Linked DNA regions of Homo sapiens: region 2 is linked to region 1. A link is an interaction called in ENCODE POLR2A ChIA-PET data of the cell type or tissue named here. Cell type or tissue: MCF 10A. All regions are shown on one strand. Each heading gives the region's core, and the rest is flanking DNA. Links, peaks and the distances in the headings are about the cores only.

The links. Peaks named below come from ENCODE experiments on the same cell type or tissue, not always from the same donor. Only the 100,000 strongest peaks of a DNase experiment are listed, where the experiment ranks them.
Region 2: POLR2A ChIA-PET joins it to region 1 with 6 read pairs; 32 of 35 experiments call an interaction of 5 or more read pairs at or near these places.

Annotation. Positions count from the first base shown.
Region 1 is chr11:18,380,692-18,386,219 of GRCh38, reverse strand. No RefSeq gene overlaps it. Among named protein-coding and RNA genes, the nearest start is that of MIR3159, 4.3 kb to the left of the region's middle. RefSeq lists an enhancer at 1,809-1,868. In MCF 10A, for the core only: no CTCF peak of the experiment used is centred there; DNase peaks (open chromatin) are centred at 1,749 and 2,359.
Region 2 is chr11:18,526,998-18,532,214 of GRCh38, reverse strand. It overlaps UEVLD (UEV and lactate/malate dehyrogenase domains), which reads left to right. Exons shown (of 12, transcript NM_001040697.4): 12 at 1-2,606. Among named protein-coding and RNA genes, the nearest start is that of TSG101, 2.7 kb to the right of the region's middle. RefSeq lists an enhancer at 5,004-5,113. In MCF 10A, for the core only: no CTCF peak of the experiment used is centred there; no DNase peak of the experiment used is centred there.

The sequences.
Region 1 (5,528 bases), core at 234-5,233:
CACACCTTCATTTTTACAATGCTCAGGACTCAGAGGCAAAGCGCTCCCCATTTTGGGAAGTGATCAGGACTGCTCCTGAGATAAGGGAGAAATGCCTATGGCGACAGGAAACCTATGCCTGCCATCCTCTTGTCCCCCATATTAGTTCCAAAACAGGATCCCAAATGCCCAGTACACTGGTGGGTGTTTGTTAAATTTGTTAACAAAAACTATCTTGGCCAGGCGCGGTGGCTCACGCCTATAATCCCAGCACTTTGGGAGGCCGAGGCCGGGGGATCACGAGGTCAGGAGATTGAGACTATCCTGGCTAACAGGGTGAAACCCCGTCTCTACTAAAAATAATAATAATTTAAAAAATTAGCCGGGCGTGGTGGCGGGCGCCTGTAATCCCAGCTACTCGGAAGGCTGAGGCAGGAGAATGGCGTGAACCTGAGAAGAGGAGCTTGCAGTGAGCCGAGATCGTGCCACTGCACTCCAGCCTGGGCGACAGAGCAAGACTCTGTCTCAAAAAAAAAAAAAACTATCTTGGGCCTGGCGCAATGGCTCACGCCTATAATTCCAGCACTTTGGGAGGCCGAGGCGGGTGGATCACTTGAGGTCAGGCATTCAAGACCAGCCTGGCCAACATGGAGAAACCCTGTTTCTACTAAAATACAAAAATTAGGTGGGTGTGGTGGTGGGCTCCTGTAATCCCAGCTATTCAGGAGGCTGAGGCAGGAGAATCGCTTGAACCTGGGAGGCAGAGGTTGCAGTGAGCCGAGATCATGCCACTGTACTACACCCTGGGCAAGACAGAGCGAGACTCCTTCCCAATAAAAAACAAACAAACAAACAAACAAACAAAACAAAACAAAACAAAAAAACTTGGCGGGGCGTGGTGGCTCATGCATGTAATCCAGCACTTTGGGAAGCTGAGGCAGGTGGATCATGAGGTCAGGCATTCAAGACCAGCCTGGCCAACATGGCGAAGCTTCGACTCTACTAAAAAATACAAAAATTAGCCAGGCGTGGTGGCGGGTGCCTGTAGTCCCAGCTACTCGGGAGGCTGAGACAGGAGAATTGCTTGAACCTGGGAGGCAGAGGTTGCAGTGAGCAAAGATCGTGCCACTGCACTACAGCCTGGGTGACAGAGCAAGACTCTGTCTCAAAAAAAAAAAAAAATATATATATATATATATATATATCTCTTGTCCCAACACAGTGGCTTATGCCTGTAATTCCAACACTTTAGCAGGCCTAGATGGGAGGATTATTTGAAACCAGGAGTTCAAGACCAGCCTGGGCAACACAGTAAGACCTTGTCCCTACAAAAAATTTTAAAAATTAGGTTCTGCTGGACAAGGGGGCTCTCTGCCCTGTTCTTTGAGCCTGCTCAGAGGACACTGCCCTGAAAAGGCAGCCCTACTCATTTCTGTAGGGTGCTAGAAGGGAAGCCTGAGATTCTCTTATGAGGAGTCAAAGAAAACTCCTCAGATGCTCAGGAGGGAGCTCAGGCTGTGGGGGGCCGGTGCCGATGTGGAGAAGGCTTCTTCTGTGGCCAGATAAAGGACATCAGGTCCTTCCCTTGCGTGTAGCTGTGGTGGCTTTCACAAGCATTCTCTCAGGGTGTTTTCACCCTGACCAGAAGAGGAAAGCAGGAGCTTTAATATTTAACTGGTGATATTGCCAAAACACAAAACATTGAATTGCTCCAGGCCACACAGCGGGAAAGTGGCCAAGTGGATTTCAAACTCACCACTCTGTACCTCTGACTTCCTGTCTCACAGTCTGGGAGGATAGTAAGCAAGTACTTAGCCCTTTGCTTCCTGGATTTCAAAGGGCAAAAGTAATAAATACTCCCTAGCTCCCTCCCCTGCCCAAGGCTACAGGAAGGTCCAGACAGCTCCTCTGGCTCACAGGGCTACTTCAGGGCTTTATCTAATTAGCCTCCCTCTCCCTGGTGCTGCATTAGCCTTGCATGGCCCTTGGGTGTACAAGGCCGAGCTCTGCCTTTTGTACAAACACACTTGCAGCGTCAGGCTCTCTCAAAGGACAGTTTCACTGAGCTCATACTCCAGTTTTAGCCACAGAAGGGATGAAAGCCTCAGAGAAATCCTCATAGCCTTGGTCTTCCTTTACCCACTGAATCAGAGGGAGATCACCAGCCCCTGACACCTGCCCCTGCCTCACTTATGCTGCAGGGCCTCTCAGTAACCCTGCCTAGCCCACAGGGCAGACATTAGTCACACAGTGGAGACTTCGTGCTCAGAGAAGAGACGGGAAGTTTTCTTGGTCCGCCCTAGTGTTTCAGTGGTGGTGACTCAGGGCCTAGAACTTCCCAAGCACCCTAGAGGTTTCTTCTCTGCACCATGTACCATGACCTTCACAACATGCCTGGCACTGTGGGTGTGGTTCTCCCTCTAGTCTCTGACTCCTGGGTTTTTTCCACTGTACCAGAGCTTCTTCCAACAGCCCTTGCTTGGAGTTGACAGCTCTGTAGCTTGGCCTCACTCTGCAGGAGGCCACACCCCAGCTTTTAAAGCTACAGCGTCGGCTGAAGGCTACCTCAGTGGAGAGCTCCCAGCCTCAGCTTCCTCTCCAGTTGTCTTTTGGCTGCAAACTCATGATGTCACAGACAACCCCGACCCGACCCCCACCACAAGCTGGTTTTCAAGCACCCAAATTCCTCCCCTTTCCTCAGGAAGGCTGCCTGTCAACCACAGATGGGTATAGGCTGTGCCAGCATCTCCATGGTAACCATGGGCCGCAGCTTCCTGCCTTGATCCAGAGCTTGCACCCGTGGCAGGGCTCCCTTGCAAGGAGGGCTGGCTGTCACAGTAGGCCCATTACACATCTCACTATCATCCTCGCATGGGGACAGCTTAGGGAGGCAGCACAGCTCAGGAGTTCTTTGAGGAAGGTCTGAAAGGGGGCAGACTGGGAAGGCTCTCCCTTCTTTGTGGAATCGATTCTTCACGGTAGGCTGTGGGGTTCCAGTGTTAACACTTTTTCAGGGCATGGGTGAAAGTTGAAAATGTGAGTTTGTGAGTTGGCTTTAGACTTTGCTCTCTTGGGGGGTACAGGAGAGAGACTGCAATTGATTAGGCAATAATTCCAGTTCCTTGCCACCCCTAACTCCATAAAATGTCCCCTGGGGCAGTTGAGGAGCTCTCAACTAGGGGGGCTGTTTATCCATGTGGAATCAAAGACTCCAGAGTGAGACGGGGGCCAGCGAGGGCCAACAAGAGGAGAGCCAACCTGAAATGCACCCTTTTGAGGACTGAGGAGGTATCTTCTGAGAGATTCTGTTTCCAGGAGAAAAGCAAACCAGAATACAAACTGCAGCTGCTGCTGTTCCTCCTGCTTCTCATCTCCGTCCTCTAAGCACATCTCCTCTGCTTCCAACCGCAGTACTAGGAGGCAGGGCATGGGAGTGAGCCTGAAACTCATTGTAGCAGACCAAAGCTCACAGCCTTCCCTGACCCCTGCGTATTTGTTTTTTTGTTTTTTTTTTTCTGAGATGGAGTCTCACTCTGTTGCCCAGGCTGGAGTGCAGTGGTGTGATCTCGGCTCACTGCAACTTCTGCCTCCTGGGTTCAAGCAATCCTCCCACCTCAGCCTCCAGAGTAGCTGGGACTACAGGCGCATGCCACCATGCCCTGCTAATTTTTTTTTTTTTTTTGAGACGGATTCTCGCTCTGTCGCCCAGGCTGGAGTGCAGTGGTGCGATCTCGGCTCACTGCAAGCTCCGCCTCCCAGGTTCACACCATTCTCCTGCCTCAGCCTCCCGAGTAGCTGGAACTACAGGCGCCCACCACCAAGCCCAGCTAATTGTTTTGTATTTTTATTAGAGACGGGGTTTCACTGTGTTAGCCAGGATGGTCTCAATCTCCTGACCTCGTGATCCCCCCTGCCTCGGCTTCCCAAAGTGCTGGGATTACAGGCGTGAGCCACGGCGCCCAGCCAACACACCCTGCTAATTTTTGTATGTTTTTGTAGAGACGGGGTTTCACCATGTTGGCCAGGCTGCTCTCAAACGCCTGAGCTCAAGTGATCCGCCCTCCTTGGCCTCCCAAAGTGCTGGGATTACAGGCGTGAGCCACCGCGCCCAGCCTTGCATAATCGTTCTTTTCATGTTCAACTTCTTTTCCAAATCTCCTTGGAGGGCAGTTAGGTGTTTGCACTTCTGTGATATATAATCAAGAATACCAGTGGGCGCGGTGGCTCACACCTGTAATCCCAGCACTTTGGGAGGCTAAGGTGGGTGGATCACCTGAGGTCAGGAGTTCGAGACCAGCCTGACCAACATGGAGAAACCCTGTCTCTACTAAAAATACGAGATCAGCTGGTCATGGTGGTGCATGCCTGTAATCCCAGCTACTCGGGAGGCCAAAGCAGGAGAATAGCTTGAACCCGGGAGGCGGAGGTTGCAGTGAGCCGAGATCACACCATTGCACTCCAGCCTGGGCAACAAGAGCAAAACTCTGTCTCAAAAAAAAAAAAAAAAAAAAAAAAAGAATCATGTTAGCTGGGCACAGTGGCTCATGCCTGTAATCCCAGCACTTTGGGAGGCCAAGGCGGGCAGATCACTTGAGGCCAGGAGTTCGAGACCAGCCTGGCCAACATGGTGAAACCTTGTCTCTACTAAAAATACAAACATTAGCCAGGCATGGTGGCGGGCACCTGTAATCTCAGCTACTTGGGAGGCTGAGGCAGGGGAATTGCTTGAACCTGGGGGAGATGAAGGTTGCAGTGAGCCGAGATTGCGCTACTGCACTCCAGACTGGGCAACAGAGTCCCTGTCTCAAAAAAAAGAATACCATGTTGGGGAAGACTGTATAGAATGACAGCAGGGAGAAGAATTTGGGTCCTTAGGCTGTTAATCTAATAAAGAGAGAGAGAGAACACCTCAAAGGAATTTGGGGGGCACTGAGGGTGGGAGAGTTGAAGAGATGCCTTAACTTCTGTGGACTGTGATCAGAGTGAACTGTAGAGGAATGAGGCCTCTAGCTATTCTCATTTAGTGCTGTTGTAGACATCATTGGAATCTCCACTATCACTTGGCCAAATGTGAAGCTAAGGATTTGAGCTATTTTGGAATTACTTTTCTTTTTCTTCCTTTTTTTTTTTTTTTTTTTCCTGAGATAGGGTCTTGCTCTGTTACCCAGGCTGGAATATAGTAGCATGATCATAGCTCACTGCAGCCCTGAACTCCTGGGCTCAAGCAATACGCCATGCTCAGCCTTCTGAGTAGCTGGGACTTCAGGCGTGTGCTACCACGCCTGGCTAATTTTTAAATTTTTATGTAAAAATGAGGTCTTGCTATGTTGCCCAGTATGGTCTTGAACTCCTGGGCTCAAGTGATCCTCTTGCCTTGGCTTCCCAAAGCATTGGGATTATAGGCATGAGCCAGTAAGCCTGGCCTGAAATTACTTTGGATTGCTGACAGGTGCTTCTTAGACAGTGCTGGGAGACAAAACCTCATGGTTCCAGACTTTGTGAGAATTGCAATAATAATTACTCCTATATTTAATTAGTTAATTAATTTA
Region 2 (5,217 bases), core at 218-5,217, 150 kb before region 1:
ACAAACTGCTTGGTTAAAGTAGAGGGTTTCTTGATTAGCTTTGTGATGTAAATCCTTAAGGAGTTATACAAGGAGGGGAAAAATTAATTTTATTTGGGGTTCTTGAGATATCTATGCTGTTCTTTAAATCTACAGCAGGGGTAAACATTCATCTGCAGTGTGCATCAATTTAAATCATATATCCTAAACTAAAAGCACAATTCATACTTCGGGAATATTTTATAAGTAATATATCTTTAAAAGAAAATTACCCTTTGACTTTTATAATCAACATAAGTTCCAGGCCCAGTATGGATTTACAAAATCTGTGTCAGTTGTACATTCACAGGATCCACAGCTTAAGTTACTAATGTTTCTTGTGTAAAATCCTGTTGGTAGTAATAGTAAAGCATTGTATTTCCCTTCTTCAAATTAATTACCTACCAAAAAATGGAAAAGAATTTTACATGCACTTTAAAATAGTAAAATGGAAAGTGAATTTTTAAAATATATGCATTAAAAGTTTACTTTAATTTCCAGTGGGACTTCCTTTATGAAATTTTCCATAACCTCTTCCTGGAGTATTACAAGATCTCCAACATCTCATAAACTAATTGTGATATTAGTGGAACCATAAGCAAATATATATTTTTAGTGGAAATAGATTATGAATGAAAGCCAAGCACCTTACTTTAAAGCCAAAATATGAGATTTTCATTAAAAACATTGGTCATAATAGGGAGAGGTTTTTTATTTGTTCTGAGCAAATCCTTTAACCTCTCCTGATGATACAGTTCAGAGTACACACACTTTGGTGATGGATCAAGAGCAATATTTTCTTATGTGAAAGATAGCTTATTATTACTATTGTGACATACAACTAATAGTAACAGTTAACATCAACACTTCATATATACCAGGCAGCATGATAAGCACTTTATTATTTTACTGAATCCTCACAACAGACCACTGAGGTAGGGACTATTGCCATCATCATTTTATAAAAGGAAATTGAGGTTTAGTCCTCAAGAAGTCTTGGCTATTAAGGGGCACTTATCCATACAACCTCTACTTTTTCTAGGCACTAAAAGGGGGAAAAGGCTTAATAGCCAAAATAGTTATCAAAAGACCCTAAAGCTGGGGTCCTGTACACCATGAAAGGATTACTTTCATTCTCATGTAAGGGCATGCTTTTATAAAAAACAAACATGGGCTAGGCGCAGTGACTCACGCCTGTAATCCCAGCACCTTGGGAGGCTGAGGCGGGCAGATCACGAGGTCAGGAGATTGAGATCATCCTGGCTAACATGGTGAAACCCTGTCTCTACTAAAAATACAAAAAGTTAGCCAGGCGTGGTGGCAGGTGCCTGTAGTCCCAGCTACTCGGAAGGCTGAGGCAAGAGAATGGCGTGAACCCGGTAGGTGGAGCTTGCAGTGAGCAGAGATCGCGCCACTGCACTCCAGCCTGGGCGACAGAGCAAGACTCCGTCTCAAAAAAAAAAAAAAAAAGTTTAAAAATTAGCCAGGTGTGGTGATGTGCACCTGTAGTTCCAGCTACTCAGGAGGGTGAGGCAGGAGGATCACTTGAGCCCAGAAGTTCAAGATTGCAATGAGCTATGATCATGCTACTGCACTCCAGCCTAGGCAACAGAGTGAGACCCTGTCTCTAAAAAAATAAAAATAAAGCAAGCATATAATAGGTTAATCCAGATGGAGTTAGGAGGGTTTATAAGGGCAGACACATCCTAGTAAAGAGGAAATAGGCAAACTAATGCTGTTTTAGTGTAATAAGGAATGCTTATAATGATGAACTTTAGTCATAAAGAAAAGGTGAAATTATATTCAGTAACCCATGTTAGGAAAGCAGAAAACTATTTAATATGCTTGGAAAGATTCCAACCAGAGTTAACTGAATAAAAACCTTGGACATTTGAAGAGAAAAGCATTTAGTTCTATCTAATTTCAATATGCACGTGAATTAGTTCATGTTACTCTAACAATGTATTCTTACTGTCCTTTTTTATGAAATAGGAAAGTAAAACTGAAAGAACTATTTCTTGTGTTTTTAAAACTAGCCTTTTCTAATATTTGATATCTAATTAAAGTTAGATAATATGTAATATGCTTTTGAACAATAATCTAACCAGAAAATATTGTATAATAAATTACCAAGAAATCATTACATTAATTATAAAAGGAACATGTCAATACAACAAATGTTTATTTAACACCTACTGTTACTCCAAATACTGTGTTAGAATTTGACTATTCGAAGATGAATAATAGTCTTTGCCCTCTGGAAGGCCACAATGTAGAAGTAATTCTCTGTATCAGATATTTCCTTGAGTGTTAAGTGTATTAGTAATCATGTTGTAAATCCCAGTGTAAGTCAAGAAGCAATATCACCACCACCACCTCCCTATGATTTTGTGATAATTTGGCATTTTCAATGCTTGTTAACTTTCATGTTTTCATTTTTATGAAATCATGCAGAGCTTGTTATAATTTTTAGTGGGGTTTGGATTAAAATGCTTTTTTGATGTAGCAGAAGATACATTTTTTCCCATTTTACATTGTTTTCCTTAAATATTAAGAATAATGAGTAAAATAAACTGATTTTAAAATCACCAGGAGATGCTTCATTTATTAAGTGAAACATTCAGATTAAGGAATTTTTTTCATATAATTCACACAGTACCCAGGATATTTAGTTATTTTGTGTAAAATGAAGAGACTAGATTTTATCATTTTCAAACTTTTAAAAATTATTTTTAGCAAGAAAACTTTTTAAATCTTTTTGTTTTTGAGCCAGGTTCTCACTATATTGCCCAGGCTGGACTCAAACTTTTGGGCTCAAGTAATCCTCCTGCCTCAGCCAATGGAGTAGCTGGGACTGCAGGTGCACCATCAGCTTATTTGTGTTTTCATCTGTGATAATCGGAGGATTTAAAATTCTCCACTAATATACGTGAGGATAGAAATCAAAATGCCTAATGAGTGGAAAAAAACTCATCTTTAGTGTTGAAATGGCAAGCAACTTTCAAAAGCATTTCAACTACTATTACCTTCACATTAAAAAATTAACTGATTTTGCATATTTCTAAAACCACAAAGACATTTTCCCCACACACATTCAATCCTCCATGGTTCCAATGAAATAGATAAGAAGTTAACACTTTATATTGAGGTATAGTGTTGACCCTAAAAGATTGCAAAAGACTGATAGTAAACATGCAGCAAGAAAGCTTTTTTAAACAATATATTGCTGGGCACAGTGACTCACACCTGTAATCCCAGCACTTTGGGAGGCTAAGGTGGGAGGATCACCTGAGCCCAGGAGTTCTGAGGCCAGCCTGGGCAACAAAGTAAGACCTCATCTTTACAAAGAAATTAAAAATTAGCTGGGCATGGTGGCACACGCATGTGGTCCCAATATACATGGGAGGCTGAGGCAGGAGGATCACTTGAGCCAGGGAGGTCGAGGCTGCAGTGGGCCATGTTCACATCACTGCACCATGACCTGGGCAACAAAAATATATAAATGGGCTGGGCGCAGTGGCTTACGCCTGTAATCCCAACATTCTGGCAGGCTGAGGCGGGTGGATCACCTGAGGTCAAGAGTTCCAGACCAGCCTGGCCAACATAGTGAAATCCTGTCTCTACTAAAAATACAAAAAATTAGCTGGGTGTGGTGGTGGGCACCTGTAATCCCAGCTACTCGGGAGGCTTAGGCAGGAGAATCGCTTGAACCCGGGAGGCAGAGGTTGCAGTGAGCCAAGATCACACTATCGCACTCCAGCCTGGGAAGCAAGAGCAAAACTCTGTCTCAAAAAAAAAAAAAAAAAAAAAAAAAAAAAATATATATATATATATATATATATATATATATATATGTAAAATTTATTTTAATATTTATAAATGTTGCATTTATAAAATATATAAATAATATATATTACCTGGCATTCCTCCAACTCACAAAGGTACAGTTGCTCTAATTAAAGGGACTCCTGGTTAAGCCGTGGCTTTAAGAACAGTTTGAAAACCTTCTTGCTTTTAAAAGACATAAAACAGCAAGTAAAATGGAAGGACAGACAGACCTCTAGTTTGGTTTGACTGGAGCTGTATGCTTAACTAAGGAGCTGAAAAACAGAGGCGGAGGTTGCAGTGAGCCGAGATGGTGCTACTGCACTCCAGCCTGGGCGATGGAGTGAGAGTGACTCAAAAAAAAAAAAAAAAGAAAAAGAAAAAGAAAAACAATACCTATTAATAGCCTTTATTTGTGCGTGTTAGCAACAGTTTATAATGATGCTTCCACATGCTTTCAGTTAGGCCCTCCTTGTGAATGTGACCTTCACTTAGACGCCAACTTTGAAGGGAATCAATACTACGGCCTTGTTCTCATTAGGGCTGTACTAAAATAATTGAAACTGTCACACATCATCAAACTCAAAATTTTACAATACCTTGAATGACACTGTGCTTACAAAACTGACGGTGATGTGTAATGATGACTAATGTAAGTCACCATGAAGAATTTTTATGGGAAGTAAAAATTCAATTAAGATGGAAGTACCTACCCTTGCATTGTGCAAGGCAATGAAGATCTGAAGGAAGCCTGCCTTCAAGGGCTTGGATTTTGACAGCGGACAGGTACACAAATACAGCACCAGGTAAAATACGGCCTGTATTATCATTTATGGGTGGGTACAGAGGAGAAATTCTGACTTACGGAATGATTTCCTGGAGAAGAAATTACTATCTGGCTTCTTGTGAAACAAAGGCTCTACACTTTACCCTTGCCAACGTATAGTATGAAGGTCTTTAAGCTTAAAAAAAATCATTAATTAGAGGACCACTGGGCATCATCTAAGGCAAGTGTATGACTTTAGAGTCGGGAGAAATTTGCGCCTGAGCTAGAAATGCACTAGCCTACCATTATCACAAGAGCAAGTCAGTGACAGAACAGTTCTCTGACCGCCAGTGCAGTGCCCTCCCACTTGATCAATCAGTCATTAAGGCTCACTGGCAAGCCCTTCGTACTTCTTCCCTCTCCGGCACTAGCTTCCTTAAGTCGACTCTGTGAAATACCTGCTAATCTTATCCTGAACCAGAGTTTCGACCCTCGGAACAGTCTTGCCCACATCTTTGGGACCCGATTCGTCCTGCTGATTCCGGCACTCGAGGGGCGGGTTGGTTGGAACCCACCCCACCAGGCCCCTCTCAATCCCACACGGTGTC